Linked DNA regions of Homo sapiens: region 1 is linked to region 2. A link is a loop called in an ENCODE intact Hi-C map of the cell type or tissue named here. Cell type or tissue: mammary epithelial cell. All regions are shown on one strand. Links, peaks and the distances in the headings refer to the core of each region. The heading gives the core; the rest is flanking DNA. Region 1 has its middle 59 kb from the start of LINC01507. Region 2 overlaps LINC01507 (long intergenic non-protein coding RNA 1507).

Region 1 (9,248 bases), core at 3,211-7,210, 190 kb after region 2:
GAGAAGGAGCTCAGCAGGATACATCAAAGAGGCCAAAAAAGCATCCATGGAGAAAGGGTCTGTTTTAATCATCTTCTTATCCAAAACCTACCTCAGGACAGCAGCCTTAGGCCCAAAGATAACAGAGCTACCCAGCCTTGTAAAAACCACAATGCGCCCTTATCTCTCCTTCTCCCACCTTTGACCCTGGCAAGGAACCAGAAGGAAGAAAAAATGTATGGGAAGAAGAGGTGAGCAGGGAGAGGCAGTTGAGAAAGAGTCAACCAGAGGATGGAGCCCGATGCAGGTCAGCACTGAAGAAATGGAAATGATGCAATGCTATCACGTTCAAAGTTTTGATGAGCATCTTTACCATGACATTCTAATTACTGAATTGAGAGTGTGTTTGCAACCTGCAGTGACCTTGGAGTACCTTCTGTATAAGAATGGAGGCAAAAGCAGTAAGATCCACAGAGCTGACATCCCAAGCCAGGGGAAAATTAATCCCACTTAATTGAGCTTCAAGATATGCTGGATGAAAGACTATAATGCTGTGTTTTGCTTATAACCCAATTGATGCTTGTAAAACCCACTGGTTACATATGCGTGAAGCTGTATTTTCTACTCCTGATTTATGCTTACTGTTTTCTGATGTCTTGCCAGCACTTAGGGACAGGTGAAATTCTTGTGCTTTCAGTTACTGAATGCTGGTTGTGATCAGAAAGAGACTAGAGATGATGAAAATTCTTAAAGACCAAAGACCACTGGGGCCTGAAATATCCAAGATGGATTGGAAGGACTAGGGGACATTTCATGTCTCCTTTATTGCCCCTGTGGCCTGATTGAGATGTGTTGGATCATTCCATTCACCTGCTTCCAAATGCCTCTCTTCTCCTGCGTCTTCCATAGCCCAGACAGCCCAGCTGAGTCACCAGGAGCTGAGGAGAAACTCCTTCCCCAAGCCCTCAGACTTCCCTCTCTCTCTCTCTCTCTCTCTCTCTCTCTCTCTCTCTCTGTTTCCCTCTCTCCCTCTCTCCCCCTTCCCCAAATCCAGGCTCGTAGAGATGGGAATTATTCTCAAGAAAGAAATTGTCTAATATTTCAGTTAGGGGGCCACTGCAGATATAGAACATCCCCTGTTTTAAAACAAATGGCCCAAAACAAAATGAAAACATTAGGGTAGGAAGAGAAGAATTTCTGTATCAGCTTTTCATTTGTGAACTGTTGCGCCCAGTCCTTAAGATATACAAAAGCAAGCATAGATTATTATTTTAAACAGCAAAGGCAAGCTTTGCCTTGGGGCTGGTGAGGCTAATCCCCAACCAGCTGGTATGAAAGGAAACTTGTTGCTTACATTGTCTTATCTTCTCCTGGTGCCAAACAAGTCCAAGCCTGGTGGCCAGATGAGATTCTCCCTCACAGGGAAAGGAGGTCAGCGCTGCACTCCAGACTAAGAGAGAGGAGAGGCAGGAGAGCAGCCCTGCAGGAGCCCAGAGAGCCCCTCCCCTCCACTGGCAAAAGAAGCTCTGCTATAACCCAAAGAGAATGCCAGAAAAACGAATGCTCTTCAGTTAATCTCTGAAAAAGCAAGAAGAACAAACAGACCATATAGAAGAAAACAATGAAAATGATAGATTGCTTAGGGAGGAAACAGATCTACACGGGCTTGGTGTAGAAATCAAACTTGCAAATGTGTCTACTCCCTGGGGCCTCATCTATTTCTGCCTCAATCCACCACCCAAATCTACACATTTTCAAAAATATTTGATGTTTTCACTTCAACCTGGACTATGGCAGATTTTTAACCTGCTTCAATTCAACAAGAAGTCATTAGGCATTCACTTTGTACAAGGCACTATGAAGAGTGATATGGAGGCAGCAATGAGGAGGAAAATATGAATCCTACCATCAGGGAGCTTTCAGTCAAGGTAAGATGTGAACACAAATAATGAAGATAAATACAAGATAGTCTTTGGTGTGTGCTATAATACAGGAAGCACGAAAGAGAGAAAGACTAAATCCAGCTCCAGAGAGGAGTAAACACTATTGGAGAAGCCTTGTAGACTAGTAGCCTCTGACATGCACCTTGAAGGGTGTAAAGTATTTCAAGAGGTGGGAGAGGGAAAAGGAGGATGGAAGAGGCTGTTTGACTGCCTGAGAATAGGTGAATTCCCAATACTGCCAACCTGCATTGGACTAACCCATGCTAAGGGGCCAAATGGATGGAATTCCTAAAGGTCATGGCATTGGGGGAAAATTGGAAACACACAATGTGTTGTCACTAGACTCATGGGGTAAGAACAGAGCAGAGAATCAGACCCTGCTCCTTTTCCATCCTTAAAAACACCTGTTGTCACAGATAACTCGGCATTCTTTGGCTCATATGTGAGCAAATCCAGTGCTGTCTAGCCTGGCTCCCAGGTGGCACTTCACCTATGCCAGCTACTATAAAAAACAGCATGGTGACCACACTTGCCTAGGGTTTGAATCACTTGCCTTCATCAATTTTACCTGCCTTCCACATTCTTTCTTACTCACTTTACTCCAATTTTTCAATATTGTCTGCCAGCATCCTGACAAGAATCCCGGTTTACCATTCTACTACAGCAGATCACCTGCTTTGATCATCCCATCTCATTTCAACCAGACCCCAGCTGTAGGCATCCTACCCTGGTCATGTTGTCAATCAAATTTGAATCAGGTTCTTCTGGGTTCAAAGAGCAGGAGTGGATCCCAAATGCCGTGCACGGGCTGTTACCATGCTGCCCAAATTATTCCTAATTGTCTATGGAGTAACTGGATGTTTAATTCCACTTTTTAAAATCTTCCTTTATTTTACAGTAATGATGTGTCTTAGTCCATTTTGTGTTACTATAAAAGAATACCTGAGACTGAGTAATTTATAAAGAAAAGATGTTTATTTAGCTCACCGTTCTGTAGGCTGTGAAAGAAGCATGGCTCCTACATCTGCTTGGCTTCTGGTGAGGTCTTCTGTGATGAGTCAAAACATGTCGGAGAAGGTCAAAGGAGAAGCAAGTATGTGCGAAGAAGGGACAAACCTGGGGACACCAAGCCATTCATTAGCGATCCATTCTCATGATCCAAACACACCCCACCAGGCTATATATCTAATATTGCCACACCAGGGATCAAATTTCAGCATAAGATTTGGTGGGGACCAATAAACCATATCCAAACCAAGCACCATTCCAGAAGATATAATACGCAATTTTGGAATTTGCTTCACAAATGTATTCAAACTGGATAGACTATCAAGAGTGCTTTCAAAATCATTTGAGAAGAAATGCACATTGGTGCCTTTGCTTTGGAAGGAAATGTGAGATGTTTTACAGAACCACAGGCATGAGGTCAGAGGCTGAGAAAATATCTTAAAATTACAGGTGTACTCTATGACCGTCCAGGCCATCTGCTCTATGACATACAGGATCTAGTATCAGCGATGCCTCCCGGTGGTACTCTCCCCTACTGTCCAGATTGTCTGTCATTGTGTGAAACAAACATACTAATTGCTTAGTGAGCAAATGGTGCGGGCTAGATCATTTAGGAAAAATTCATTGGAAACTGAGACCTTCAAGTCAATAGCCGTACAACATAAAGGATCCCTAGCAATAGAAGGGTGCTAAGAAAGCTTTGCCTCTCTCTGCCTCTGTTTCTTCCTTTGTGCATTAGGGATAAAAATGCTGCCCACTTCATGGAGATGCTGTGAGGAATAAATGAGCTAAGACCTGCAGGACACTTGAAAAAATGTGTCACGTAAGTACTCAGTAAACATGCACACAGGGCAAACGAATCAAAGGCCGGCCATCAATCTTTCCAAGGAAGCCGTACTATCGGAATTAATACCAAAGGCATTAATTTCAATAGTAAGAGTGCCCCATCTGAGTGACATGGGAGTGATGAAAGCTGAACAGAATTTGATTCCAACCTCTTTTCTGCCCCAAAACCACACATGAAGAGAGATGAGAAGCCTTTCTAAAGAAAGAATTCCTCTATGGTAATAGCCTCAGCTCTCCCCTTCACATCCAAACCGACCCCCTGCACCGTGACTGCCTTATCCACAAGTATGGTTTTTTAAATGACCACATACCCCAGGAATCCCTTCCTTGGCTGGTCAGGTACCTCAGGCAAGCTCAGACTCTGCCACCTCCGATCACAATCAATAAGGAGACTGGGAAGTTAGAGAAGCCTCACCTCGAGGCACTTACAGACCTTCAGCGATCACTCCTGAACAGAATCAGATAAGTGCTATTTAGCTTTACGATTCTGCTTTAAGAGAACACACACCAACAAGCTCGCTCTGTAAGAGAAAATCTAACAATACCGAATGTCTTGCAATGAGGATTTAATACTTTTCACCTCCTGTTCCTTGATTTCCTAGGGATTTCTGCCTGGAATCTAGAGTGAAAGCATATCCATCAGGTGCTGCAGGGGACTGCTGTAAAGGCAAAGAGTGCTAATCCCGCTGAATCTCCACTATATATCAGACTCTGCTGAGCTTTTTTCTATCAATTAGTAGTCTCTAGATTTCGATATTGGCTTCCATTTGTACTTTCTCAAGTGAGTCTGGCTTTTGGCTATTAAACAGAACACGTGTAGTAAATCCTTAATCATATGGAGATTAAGTCTGAGGGCCTGAGGAAGGGGTTTCTGTTAGCTCCTGCTGACTCAGCAGGGGCTTTCGTGTATCCATTTTACTGGTGAAGAAACTGAGTCTCAATTAGGTTAAACAATATCTGAAGGTTACACCAATGCTAAGTTCACAAGCCAGGAGGATCAAAACTGCTGTCTGCCGGCTTCAAGTTCAGCACTGTCTTCCCTCCACTCAGCCGAGCAACTGTGGTTCACACAGGAACAAAACAAAAGGCAGAACAGAAAGTCGCCACCAGAGTTCATCTGCAGGGGTCTGTCATGGAGAAGAATTCAAGCTGGAAGCACCTGACCTATGATTAGGTGGGGTTCTGCTGATCATTTTTGATGCAGAGAGACTTTTTTTTAAATGTCTCTGGTGTCTGCTTGGTCCAGCATAGAGACAGATGGAGGTAGATGATAGGCCAGCAACAGTGGCAAGAAGACAAAGTGAGTCACTGCTTTAGGAATGAACCCCCGAGGGTTCTCTCTGCTTTCTTTCTCCAAGTGGAGTGACTATAGTTCAACAACCAACGTGGGGAACCTAGAAACAAGAAAAGCAAAACTCCTAATGAGCACGCTCCATTGGAATCTTGGAGAAGTACCAGGGGACTCCAGCCAGATCAGAGCTCACTGCCTTGGTCACAGGGGGAACCCCTAGACAAGGCAGGCTTGGATGAGGAGCCCTGGAAAGGGAGCATCCTGCTTTCCAGAGGCAGAGAATAAGGATGGACTGTAGAGTGGATATTCTGGGTGGAAGCCAGATGTTTGTACAATAATGATAATCATGTATGGTCTGTATCTGTGCGTGCCTTTCCCTCTGCTAACTGAATTTTGTTCCATAAACTTGTACTTAGAATGCTGGTAAAAGATTTGCCAGTCCCTGCCTATCTGGAGCAGGCATTCCCGGGGAATGGAAGAGGAGATAATAAACCTAATCCAGGGCTCTGACGGCGGTTCACAATGGCACACTTGTGGCGGCATAATCCTGTAGAGATGGTACTCAACACTTCCCAAACTTTGGTTTTGTAGCCTGGTGTGTGGACTTGGATGCCTGCCAGCACCTCTCCTCCTCATGAAGTTGCAGTGTGAGCTGCAAATGGAACTGGGGCCGCAGAGCTGATGAGTGATTTAATTGACTGCTCATGAAAAGTGGACTTCTCCATAGATTCATGGGTAAAGAAAGATGTTACATTTAAACCCAGAAAATTTTCTGCCTGCTAAGAAAAGCAACAGAATAGATAATTAAAGTAGTCCTTTGTAAGAACTCAGAAGGAAAAGACAGCCCAGATGAAAGGCTGGCTTCTCATCCTAGGCTCTTTTTCTATCCCTCTGTGTTATTAGAGGTTCAAGCTGTTAGGCATGAAGTCTGGCCCACTTCAAAAGCTGGAGGTCTTGCCTTAAGGGGTCATGATTATTTTAGTTCCAACCTTCTGTAGTATCAGCCACGGCATAAGAAGTGAAAATGCCTAGAGTTGAGGCTTTTTTTTTTAATGACATTAAAAACATACACGGTATAAAACTGTAAAGTACACAAGGCATGAACTCTAAAATGTGAAAAAAAGGTGTGTCAGAACTATGATAAAATGTAATGGAGAAGAAACGTAGAAAGCTTGATCTTGTGTGAACACCGGAACACCACTTTACTTTAATTCCCTTACTATTTCTTTAGAATATATTTATTTACTATTCCTTCAGGTTACTCATACTGCCTACTTAATGTCAAAGCAGCAACACTGAAAAAAAAAGTTAGATTGATAAAATTCCATCTATTTTATCCAGACCCAGGATGGGTGTTTGAGCTGGTCTATCTTTGTGTAACAGATGCAGTAAGAGAACATTTTCAGTGAGCAAAATTTGGGCACAGTACCGTAAATTTGTAAGGAAATGCTCCTATTTACGTGTATTTAGGTCTTTAGCAAACTACTAGGTTTTCAGTAATTATTTTGTAATGGGATCCGTCTTTTTGTAGAGGCATTATCATTCTACATATATAAATTTTCACATGCTGAGAGTTCTTACAGTGAGGGAGGGCTGAGTTTTATCATCTTATTACTTCTGATTGGCTTGATTTTTGTAAGAGTCTTGTACAATTTGTACTGCTAGTATAAAACATAACTATACGGGGCCTGACCCCATAAGTGAGAAGAGAATAAATTGGAGGCCACTGGGGTACAATTCTGTATATTAACTCACCCCTGATTTAAATTCCAGCCTAATGGAATGAAGCCATAGCTGGGTGGAGAGAAGAACGGTTTCCTGCCAGTCCATGGGGCTGCCCAGGCAGGACGAAAAGTGAGAGGACCGGAGCATCCTGGGCAATGGCTAAGGCTGAGCATGCGCGGAAGAGTTAAAGCGCTCCATGCTCACCTAGAGCCACACAGGCGCGCATGTGCACCAGCTGGATTGTAGTGCTTAGCGTAGAAATTTAGCCGTGGGCAACAAAGATCCAAAAAGAATCAGAGTTTTCAGAAAGAAATTTATTTCTCACACATAAACAGGCAATTCAAGATTGTCGGGTAGCTCCTCCTTTATCTGGGACTCGGGGTGCTTCTGTCCTTTCTCTCCTCCGTCACTGGGACATGATTACCAACCTCATGGTCCAGGATGTGATACCAGCAATCATTCCACTTTCGAAGCAGTATTACAGAAGAAAGTCTATGGGAGGAACTTTAGACTGTTTTATCTGTTCTCCTTTCCCAAGCTAATGGAAGCTGCGTGGCCACCTGAACTAAAAATCACATTCCCGGTGCTGCAACTAGAACTTCTGGCTAAGGGGACATGAGGGAGTTTCCTGGCTGTTTCATTAAAGGCAGTGTCTGCGGGCAGCTTCTTCCCGCCTTTACTCCATCTTGGACGATGAGGTCAAAGGCCCCTGGGACCTCCACTGGAGCCAGGACACCAGCCCTGCTCTGCCTATAGTAAGGCTTTTGCATGTGCATGAAATGAACTTCTATCTTTTTAGCCACTGTCCTTGAGTCTCTGTTGAATGCTGTGGAATTAAATCTTATCTAATACACCCATCTTAAGGGAAATTTCGTGAGAGGAGAAAAATCAGTATTTTAATTTACTGGAGTCCAGTTAGCCCCATAATCTGACCACTGGCCCTTTTCATTTGTGCATTTAATAAACATTTATCTAGTATCTGCAATGTGCCAGGCCCTTAAGGTGATGCAAAATGAGCGTGCCCTGATCCCTTCCCTCAAGGAACTTCATATCAAATGGAAGACAGAAAGAAGGGATTACTGGATTGAATACTAGTGATATGCCAGGTACTGCTGTCACGGTTTTCACATGGTTGTTTTTTGTTGTTGTTGTTGTTGTTGTTTTTGTTTTTGTTTTGCATTTGTATCTCATAAAATGTCTGTGTGATCCTCATCTGATAGGAGTGGACATTAAAGCTCCAAGGGGTTATAGAATGTGCCTAGGGTTACACCTAGAATAAGGTATGGAGTCAAAATTTAAGTTTAGATTTCTGACCCATGAGTCAACGATTGCACCAGGCTGCCTTATGGACATGGACATGAAAAACAAGAATACATGGCTCTATGTGACAAGTGCCCAACACATCTAATGCCTTAGCTGATGTGTAACTAACTCGTCTGAGAGGCCACTCAGATATTATAGTTTTTCCAATGTCACTATGTGTCTTACATCAAACAAGTAAAGTCTTATTCCTACCTACTCTGTAGAGAAGAATAAATTCATGTAGGATCACCATGCCTACATCATGGGCACTAAAGTGTCACCTTACAGGTTCCATTACTATGACTACAATCTGCAATTTTATATATATTTTTAATGTCTGCCAAACAAAATCACTGGAAAACTCCCCTTCTGACCATCATTTTTGCCTGCTCATTCACTTTGGTTTCTAGCCTTTTTCCCTTGGCTCATTTCTCTCCCCACATTCCACATACATAAAATAGCATTTGTGGCCTGTATTTCCCCTCATCCAATGGGTTTATTATGTGTAATCTACCCTGAAGCATAAAAAGTAGCCTGTCCAGACTTTTGCAGAATTATTATGCCATCTCCTAAATCATATCACACCTTCTGCTAAAAATACCCAGCAATTATTTTACCATTTGCAAAGGTAAACCAATGTTCAAAATTCCAGACACCCAAAAAACTCTAAATGGGATCCATTGTTTTAATCAATCAAAGCATTTTTGTTTGCCAAATTATAATACCAATTCTGAATGATCACTCAACACATGGGCAGAGCCTGGCTTGCCTAGCCACTTTAAAGGTAGTGAGAAAAGATGACAAGCCTCTTTTTTATACCAATGAGAAAGATTTGTCCTAGAGCATTATCTGAATTCAACCCAGCACAGTTCCTTGTCAGAAGTATCTTTGAAGAAAGGAACTATGATCTTTTATATTTTTTGATAGTTACTAACACTAGCTCATGAAACTAACAACCTCCAAATCTCACTGACTTCATAAAATAAAGGCTTATTTCTTGCTCACATCATCATCCAATTGGGTTTTCAGTGGCCAGCCTTCAATGTGGTGATTTGGGAACACAGGCTCCTAACATCCGGTGGCTTCTCAGAGTGGTTCCTCTGCATTTGGCTAAAAGAAAGAGACATAAGAAAGTATGAAATATTAGGCTGCTG
Region 2 (9,248 bases), core at 1,997-5,996:
AAAAATAGGCAGCTATTTTTTCCATTCTCCCTCTTTAGGACAGGCTATCCTGCCCCTTGTTTCTGTCCCCCTAAGTCTGCATTCTTCTTTTGGCAAATTGGCTTTCTCTATTTCTCCATGCCTACGTTTGTCCATAGCTCCAGAAGTTTAGGTTCTTAGAAAAAATAATCTGCTTTCTCCAAATGGGTTAGGTGTATACACCACCCAATAAGCAGGGTCAGGGGAGTGGAATCATTGGTACAAACAGGGCCACAAGGTCTCACATGGGTGAGGCTGGCGGCAAGCAAGCTGTGAGAGAAGGAGGTATGGCTCACATCTGTGATGTACATTCAGGGAGCAAAACCCTTTCTAGGGTCCACAGAAAGACTTGGACGAGAAGATTCATAGCAGCTTTACTCATAATAGGCAACAATTAGAAATGTTCTGGTATTCACCAATTGGAAAATGGATAAACAGTGTTATGTCTGTGCAATGGAATTTTATTCAATAATTAAAGGGAATGAACTACTGAGAATAACAATGTGATGAATCTTGAAAACATGTTGAGTGAAAGGAGCCCTACAAAAGAGTATCTAATTTATGATTCTACTTATATCAACTTCTAGTAGAGAGAAATCTAGTCTACAGGGAGGTGGGCACAGTGGTTACTTGGAAAGAAAGAAGAATTAGGGAATTTCTTTTTTTTTTTTTTCTTAACCTGCACAGGTGTACCTGTGCAAGTTTGCTATATGGGTAAACTGCATGTCACGGCAGTTTGGTGTACAGATTATTTCATCGTCCAGGTAATATGCATAGTACCTAATAGGTATTTTTTAGCCATTGTGGAAAGCCACGTGGAGATTCCTCAAAGAAGCGGAAACAGAATTACCATTTGACCCAACAATTCCATCATTGCGTATATACCCAAAAGAATATAAATCTCTCTACTATAAAGATGTATTAGGGAACTTCCTAGGGTGATGATGATAATGTTGTATATCATTAGAGGGATTTGTTTGATACAGGTATATGCATTTATCCAAACTCCTTTAATGGCACACTTAAGATTTGTTCATTTCATATTATTTAATTATACCTCAAAAACGAACTATAAACAAATATTGAACTCTAGATAATGATATGCAAGCTGAAGTGTTTTGGGGTGTAGTGTACGTATGTCGGCAGCATACTTTGTCATATCAACAAAGGATAAGATGATTGATGATTAGATAGCTATATTATAAAGGAAATACAGAAAAAATGCAAATTGTAGAATCCATATGAGTATCTACTGTATAATTCTTTCAACATTTTGTATAATAGTAAACTTGGCAGAAAAAGCTAAGAGATTTCCAATTTAAAATATTATCCAAAACAGGAGACAACTAACTGTAAAGGGCTCTCAATGTTCAAACCTGGGTCAATTTGAGTCACAAAATATTTAATGATTATAAATGAATATTCATGAGTATATACTGACATAAATAAAGTTTCATAATTAAAGAGAGGAGAAGTGCAAGCTCTTGCTACAGCAAAATACCAATGAACAATAGTAGGTACGGTGATGGAAATAAAAAATAACCAATTTAGTAAACACCACAGTAATAGTTGTGAACAAGAATAATCAACAGGTATTAAAATTGGTGTCAGTACCATCATCAATGAATGATAAAATTAATGGGCAAAAATGGGAAACAGGATCAAAGAGAACAGGAGAAAGAAAAATTATTATCAATCCCTTACACAGCCTACTCCAACAGTTCACCAAAATGCCCAAGAAAAAAATAGATAAAAACAGAACACTGAAAACTAAGGCTGACATCCTCCCTAAAGGCTTGTTCTGAAGACTGAATGTGATGATGCATGCGAGGTGTTTGCCTTAATGTCTGACCAATGGTAATAGAGAAAGTAGTAGTACTCATAATAATCATAATAAAAAAAAAAAAAGCTAACATGCAGTGCTTACCATGCAGGAGACACCAGACATGGATTATCATGTTTAGTTATGATAATAACTCTATGGAGAAAGGTACACGCCATAAATGCCGACATTCAAAAATGCTAATGAATTTCCAGCAACTGAGAAAAAAAATTAATGGAGGCAGGGAACATGACTTTCTTGTTTAGATATGTGTTACCAGGATGAAGTACAGTGCCTTGCACATAACAATGATCCAATATATACATATATTTGTTGAATCAACTAATTAATACATAAAGTAAAAAAAAAAATGTGCTCTCCCCATCCTTTGCATCATGGCTAAGCAGTTCTGCTCACCCTTCAAAATATAGGGGGATAATTTTCACCCTCCCACAATTGACTGGCAATCTATATTAATCTTTTAAAGAATGTAGTCATCTCTGTGCTCTTAGCACTTTGCTTTACTCCTTGCCTCATTTTTTTTTAATATCTACCCAGAAACCACTGGTCTCAGAAAACAACAGCTAGAGAAATATGGAGGGGAATAATGCCATATTGCTCTGTGGGAAGTATAGCCACCCAAAGTAAATTGTTGTGGATAGAAATAGGAAGAAATCTGGATGCAGTTCATCTTAAGGAAGTCTATTTTGTATACACCATATTACCTGGAATCTCAAGAAACTGAGCAGTGATCCAGAACAGGAGAGCATTTCACTTTTTTCAACAGAGCAACACTAGATTAGAGCATGCTCAGCTTTAGAATTTAAGCTGGAATTCTACAGGTATTTCCATCTGTGGATGTAGAAAGGGGTCTCAATCAGTGCCCAAGGAAGGCAGAAGTAAATCAAAGTAATTTCTAATGGACTGAAGGCTGGTTAACTGTGTGGATCAAACACACCACACTTGAGGATGTGTAAGGAGAGGAAAGACAAAATTGGGCCTATTCAAAACAAAAAGTCCTGAAAAATAAGGAAAAGGTAATTTCGTACGAAACAAATTTCCGAAAATGATTCACTATAGGAACCAGAAGAAACTGCTGCAAAGCTTTTGGCAATGTAATGTAGTCAGGCTTCAGAAGAGACTTGAATTGCAAATCCTCAAAACCAAAGCAGTTGGTCTCTGCCTCTCTCTCTATGCAGCAGCATGTACTTCTTTCCAGTTTTCTTTTTATACCTACTTTATTTTCTTTTTCCCTTGTTACTTTCTGCTCTATGAAACTTGGGCATATAATGAAAAGGCACCAATGGGCTGAAATGTAATTATAGTAGATGAAATGCATAGATTACAAGCTAAGATAAAATGTTATGTAAGAAAGTGTTGCATGTAAACCCACTTTAGACCAGAAAAATTTTTAATGTTGATGATAAAGAGAATGGCATTGCAGATAATAAAAAAAAATCAAGGTAGAAGAAAAACATAAGAAACACTCTAAAGTGACAGGGTGTAAAAGAGAAGAAAATCTTTGAAAGAACATGACAGATAAGGAAATAAGACAATGGAGATCAAACCTATTAATTAGGTATGTTCCCAAGGTGAAAAAAGTGAATGACTGGAATAGAAGCAGAAATAATAGATGAAGAATGTGTTCCATCACTAACCATCATTGAAAAAATGGTTGAATATACTTATCAAAAGTGTCAAGATCGTAAGACACTGTCACAAACTGGAGATATTAAGACAGCATGAAAATCAAAGGCATTGGATACTGAAAGAGGAAAAAAAGTGCAAAAACTGATGAAATCCAAATAAAGAGTACAGTTAGTTAATAATACTGCATTAATGATAATTTTTTAATTTTGACAAATATATCATGGTTGTATAAGATGTTAACATTGGGTAAATTTGAGTAAAGAGGATATAGGACCTTTCTGAACTACTTTTAAAATGCTTCTGTAAATCTAATTTTATTTCAAAATAAACTTTGGGCTTTTTTTGAGTTTGCCCAGGCTGGAGTGCAGTGTGGTGCAATCATAGCTCACTGAACTCTTGGGCTCAAGCCATCCTCCTGCCTCAGCCTACTGGATAGTTGGGACTACAGGAGTGCACCACCACATTTGGCTGATTTTTCTTACGTTTAGTGGAGATGAGGTCTTGCTATGTTGCCAAGTTGGTACTAAAAATAAATTTTTTTAAATAACTGAGTTATCAAATAAAAGGGGTTGTCTTGGGCAGCTCTGCCCGTGTGGCTTTGCAATGTACAGCCTCCCTCTCAGCTGCTTTCACAGGCTGGTATTGAGCATTTGTGGCTTTTCCAGGCACACGGTGTAAGCTGTTGGTGAATCTACCATTCTGGGCTCTGGAGGACAGTGGCCCTCTTCTCACATCTCCACTAGGTGGTGCCCCAGTAGGGACTCTGTGTGGAGGCTCTGACCCCATATTTCCCTTCTGCGTTCCCCTAACAGAGGTTCTCCATGAGGGCCCCACCCCTGCAGCAAATTTCTGCCTGGGCATCCAGCCACTTTCCATTCATCTTCTGAAATCTAGGCAGAGGTTCTCAAACCTCAATTCTTGACTTCTGTGCACCCAAAGGCTCAACACCACATGGAAGCTGCCAAAGCTTGGGGCTTGCACCCTCTGAAGCTACAGTTGAGCTCTACATTGGCCCCTTTCAGCCATAGTTGGAGTGGCTGGGATGCAGAGCACCAAGTGCCTAGACTGTACACAGCAGAGGACCCTGGGCCCAGCCCATGAAACCACTTTTTCCTCCTGACCTCTGGGCCTGTGATGGAAGGGGGCTTCCATGAAGACCTCTGACATGCCCTGGAGACATTTTCTTCATTGTCTTGGGAACTAACATTTGGCTCCTCATTACTTATGCAAATATGTGTAGCTGGCTTGAATTTCATTTCTATTACATTGTCAGGCTGCAAATTTTCTGAACTTTTATGCTCTGCTTCCCTTATAAAACTGAATGCCTTTAAAAGCACCCAAGTCGTGTCTTGAATGCTTTGCTGCTTAGAAATTTCTTCCACCAGATACCCTAAATCATCTCTCTCAAGTTCAAAGTTCCACAAATCTCTAGGACAGAGCCAGGATGCAGCCAGTCTTTTTGCTAAAACATAACAAGTTTGCTCCAGTTCCCAAAAAGTTCCTCATCTCCATTGGAGACCATCTCAGCCTGGACCTTATTGTTCATATCACTATCAGCATTTTTGTCAAAGCTATTCAACAAGTCTCTAGGAAGTTCCAAACTTTCCCACATTTTCCTGTCTTCTTCTGAGCTCTCCAAACTGTTCCAACCTCTGCCCATTACCCAGTTCCAAAGACGCTTCCATATTTTGGGGTACCTTTTCAGCAACACCCCATTCTACTGTTACCAATTTACTGTATTAGTCCATTTTCACACTGCTGATAAAGACATACTCGAGACTGGGCAATTTACAAAAGAAAGAGGTTTAATTGGACTTACAGTTCCACACGACTGGGGAAGCCTTATAATCATGGCAGAAGGTAAGGAGGAGCAAGTCATGTCTTACATGGATGGCAGCAGGCAAAGAGAGAGAGCTTGTGCAGAGAAATTCCTGCTTTTAAAACCATAAGATCTCATGAGACCCACTCTCCTTCATGAGAACAACACAGGAAAGACCCACCCCCATGATTTGAACATCTACAACTGGATCCCTCCCACAACACATGGGAGCCATGGGAGCCACAAGGTAAGATTTGGGTGGGAAGACAAGGCCAAAGCACATCACAAATATTAATTTTGGGGGGAAAAATAAAATAAAATGTAAATAAAAATAAATAAAATATAATAAATAATGAATGTAATAAATAATAAAAAATATATTTGTATAATAAATATTAAAATAGAGATTAAGAAAATTTAAAAAATACTGTATAATTATAAAAATTAAAACATCTTGACAGAATGTTTGGGTTTATTGGAAAATAATATATTATCTAAAATGATTCCATTAAAAAGGATAAAATATGAAAAGACTCACAGGGAAATTAAATAAAAGTTTATCTAAAAATTACCTTTAAAAGTAGCTTACAAATTATATAGACTTTCAAAAACCACAGTATTCTTGTGCTACAAAAGCTACTGAATTTTTTCATAAGCTAACAAACCCTAAGGCCAAAATTAGACATAAAGAGCACACACACACATAAAATCTCATTTATTAATATGAATATTTCAAACTGAATTCATTAATACAAAAGAATTAGCTACCATGACTAAGTAGGGTTTATCCCAAGAATTCAGGCCTAGGATTGGGAAATCTCTTAATATAATTATTCAAAAAATAGGCCTAATAAGAAAAAAGATAAATAATTTAATCATTCAGCTGTTTCAAAGGCATTCAACAGCATTCACTATCTATTCCTCATTTAATTTTTATAAACTATAGAAAATTAAAAATGAAATTTTTCAACATTATAAACTTGTAGAGACAATTCAATAGTATAAGAAGCAGACAAAGAGAGTTGACTATTGGAGAGAAATTTTTATCATTAATAAAATCATATGTATGTATTCATTCAGAAAGCCCAGTAAATATACTCTACAATTCTTGGGATTAATAAAGCACATAAAGTGATCAGATATAAGATAAATATACGTGGCTCAATTGTTTTTCAAACAAAATATCAACAATGACACATCAATAACACATACACACATAATTTTGGAAAAGGTTTAATTAGAAACTTGGGGTTTTAATGTGAAGAAAATATTAAATTTTCTTGAGAAATATGAAAACTACTTGTGTAGCCAGCAGACTGGGTATTGAGAAAGTTTTAATTCTTATTTCTGTTAGTTGGGCTCTCTTCATCTAAGTCTAGTCACACTATGGTGACACATAGCAGATAGTAAGTACATAGTACAGACCTTAAGGAGGTATCATGACTAAGGGAGGATATTTTATGCCCATGGTCATGGAAAGGTAAATGCTCTCTGAGATTTAAACTACAAACTTGACCACCAATACCATTCTTCTGAAACTGCAGAGCACAGCAATTTGCCAAGGACTGTGCAGGAAAATGTAGTACATTGTTTCTAGAGTACAAGTATTTATTCATTATTTTGAAACATTATTATTAGTACAGTGGACTATAGAGAGCTGTCCTTGTTTAAGAAATACCATACTAAACCACTGATTTTAACAGTTGGGCATTCAGGAAGTGATATGGACACAGATGGGGAAAAGGAGAGAGCTAGACTGTTCCAAGACTCAGAATGTTCCTACTGACTCAAAAAATTAGTCATTAGGAAAAATCGAAGAAGTAGCATGATACGGCAGTTTGAGTCCATGGGGGGGGGTGGAAAATGTCCCATGAGAAATTCAGTTCAACATGATAAGATTCTGAAGCATATTTAGGACACAAATGTCTAACATTCCATTCCAAAGGCTTTGCTATATAATGCTGTGTGTTAAACACCATGCCTCCTGCCCTCCCATCTACTCCCAACACTCTTACCCCATCATCACCCTAAACTTTCAGTAAAACCCCACTACAAAGAAACATTTTGGGTGAGCAAAGTGATGAAAATCAAGAAGGTCTTTGCTCCACATGCATATCAGGGTAGAGCAGAGGGATTCTCTCAGAAACGGAGAACTCCTTCAGAAAAAAATAAAATAAAAAATAAATTAGAACCACTATTAAATAGAAAAATATAAGCCTCCCAGCATCATATAATTCTTGAGGCAACCTTACTTAGACTTCTGTATGGTCCAGGGCAACTTACTCAATTTCGTACAAACCTCAGTGGACAAGGGTTCAAGAATTGATAGCAGGCTGCATTCTTCTAAGGACAAAGGTCTAAGGTTTTAGAATTATGAAGAGTAAAGAATGAAATTCAAACAAATTATGAACTTCTCATATATTCCTTTAGGTCTTCTCATCATATCCACAGAGGAAAGTTAACTTCCTTTTCCTATTAAGTTTGGTAGACATTAATGTGATATCTCAAAATAGATCACTAGAGCTATTTGTACAAAATCACACAACAGAATGACTGAATGTCCAGAGCAAGATGTGCTTGCAACTTGTCTGAATATCTTAATATATTCTGGAAGCCATTTGGTCAATTTGGTTTTCAGAAAAACAGGTAAATCAAGCAGATTGTGTCTAGGACTTCTTAGAGCCCTAAGAGGACTAGTGAAAGGGTAGCAGTACGCATGTCCCTTAAGGAAAGCTATCTTCAAATGAAGGTGAGTGCATCACACCAACCTATAGCCAATATTCCTCAAATTAAACTAATGCCTCTTATTCTGGGGCCACACTCCCTAAGCAACTTTCTGGTGTAAGCTGACGGTATTTTGGTTTTTATAAAAGCTTGCTTACTGTAAAAGAAACTGTTATCTACTGATATGAGAATAATATTTCTACCTGTTGTATTTCTCACTGTGCACTAATAAATTTGCATTCAGACTTATTTAACAGTCTCCTGTGTATTCACACCATCCCTGAAAGACTGACCTCCACTCAGTGAAATAAAAAAGTTAAATTTCTAGGCCTAGAAAACTAAGTGTCAAAATGAAATTAATCATGATTAGATGTCTCTCTGTTTTCTTACTTGTAAATGACACATCCCACTGCCACAGGCATTCCTTCAAATATTTTAAAAGGACTCTATTAGCATAACCCTTGGTTTGAAGGGTTAATAAAGGAAAATGTGACAATTATGGGAAATAGCAAGAGTGGCATTTGGAACAACTTCCTTTCTTCTTTCTATCACAAACTCAAAAAGTTAATCTTGACTATGAATCTTTGTTAGTATCTCTCACCAATTCCCCATTTCTCTTGGATTCTTCTTGATCTAGAGCAGCAGTTCTCAAAGTGTGGCCCGCAGACCTTCAAGATCAGCATCATCTTGGAAATTGTTAGAAACACAAATTCTTGGGCCCTACCCAAGACATACTGAATCCAGTACTCTGGAGACAGGGCCCAGCAGTCTGTGTTTTCACTAGAGTGTGTGAAGTTGTGATGGCCTTTGAATTTTTTCATTAACTTTACTAATTGAAAGTGGCAAGAATACCACTTTATCCACAATATCAGAGTGAACTTACCCTCCCTGAGGTATTTTGCAAGCGTAGGGTCATTAATTTAAACTGATTTGTCTCTTAATGTCATTTGTCACCATTAGCAAACCAAGTTGTGTGCCCCAATGGGAGACAAAAAATCAATCACCACTGTTTGGTCTTAAGCCAAGTAAGCATTGTAATAAACTATAATCTAGACACCTAACTGATTCCTGGGGCTCAACAACTTATCAAAATCTAGCTAAAGATGAAAATGAGGGGTTCTAGTTTTGAGGGATTGAGAAGTATAATAAAAAGGCCACTGGACAAAAGTCCAGAGAACTGGACGAATTTTACCTTATCTCTGTTGACTTCAGTGC

The links. Peaks named below come from ENCODE experiments on the same cell type or tissue, not always from the same donor. Only the 100,000 strongest peaks of a DNase experiment are listed, where the experiment ranks them.
Region 1: a loop joins it to region 2, with 2.3 times the contacts of the local background. A loop is called at or near these places in 5 of 110 quality-filtered maps.

The regions. Positions count from the first base shown.
Region 1 is chr9:79,760,499-79,769,746 of GRCh38, reverse strand. No RefSeq gene overlaps it. Among named protein-coding and RNA genes, the nearest start is that of LINC01507, 59 kb to the left of the region's middle. RefSeq lists an enhancer at 3,849-4,464. In mammary epithelial cell, for the core only: no CTCF peak of the experiment used is centred there; a DNase peak (open chromatin) is centred at 5,146.
Region 2 is chr9:79,950,479-79,959,726 of GRCh38, reverse strand. The region is part of intron 1 of LINC01507 (long intergenic non-protein coding RNA 1507); the gene reads right to left. Among named protein-coding and RNA genes, the nearest start is that of LINC01507, 130 kb to the right of the region's middle. In mammary epithelial cell, for the core only: a CTCF peak has its summit at 4,237 (motif pointing right); no DNase peak of the experiment used is centred there.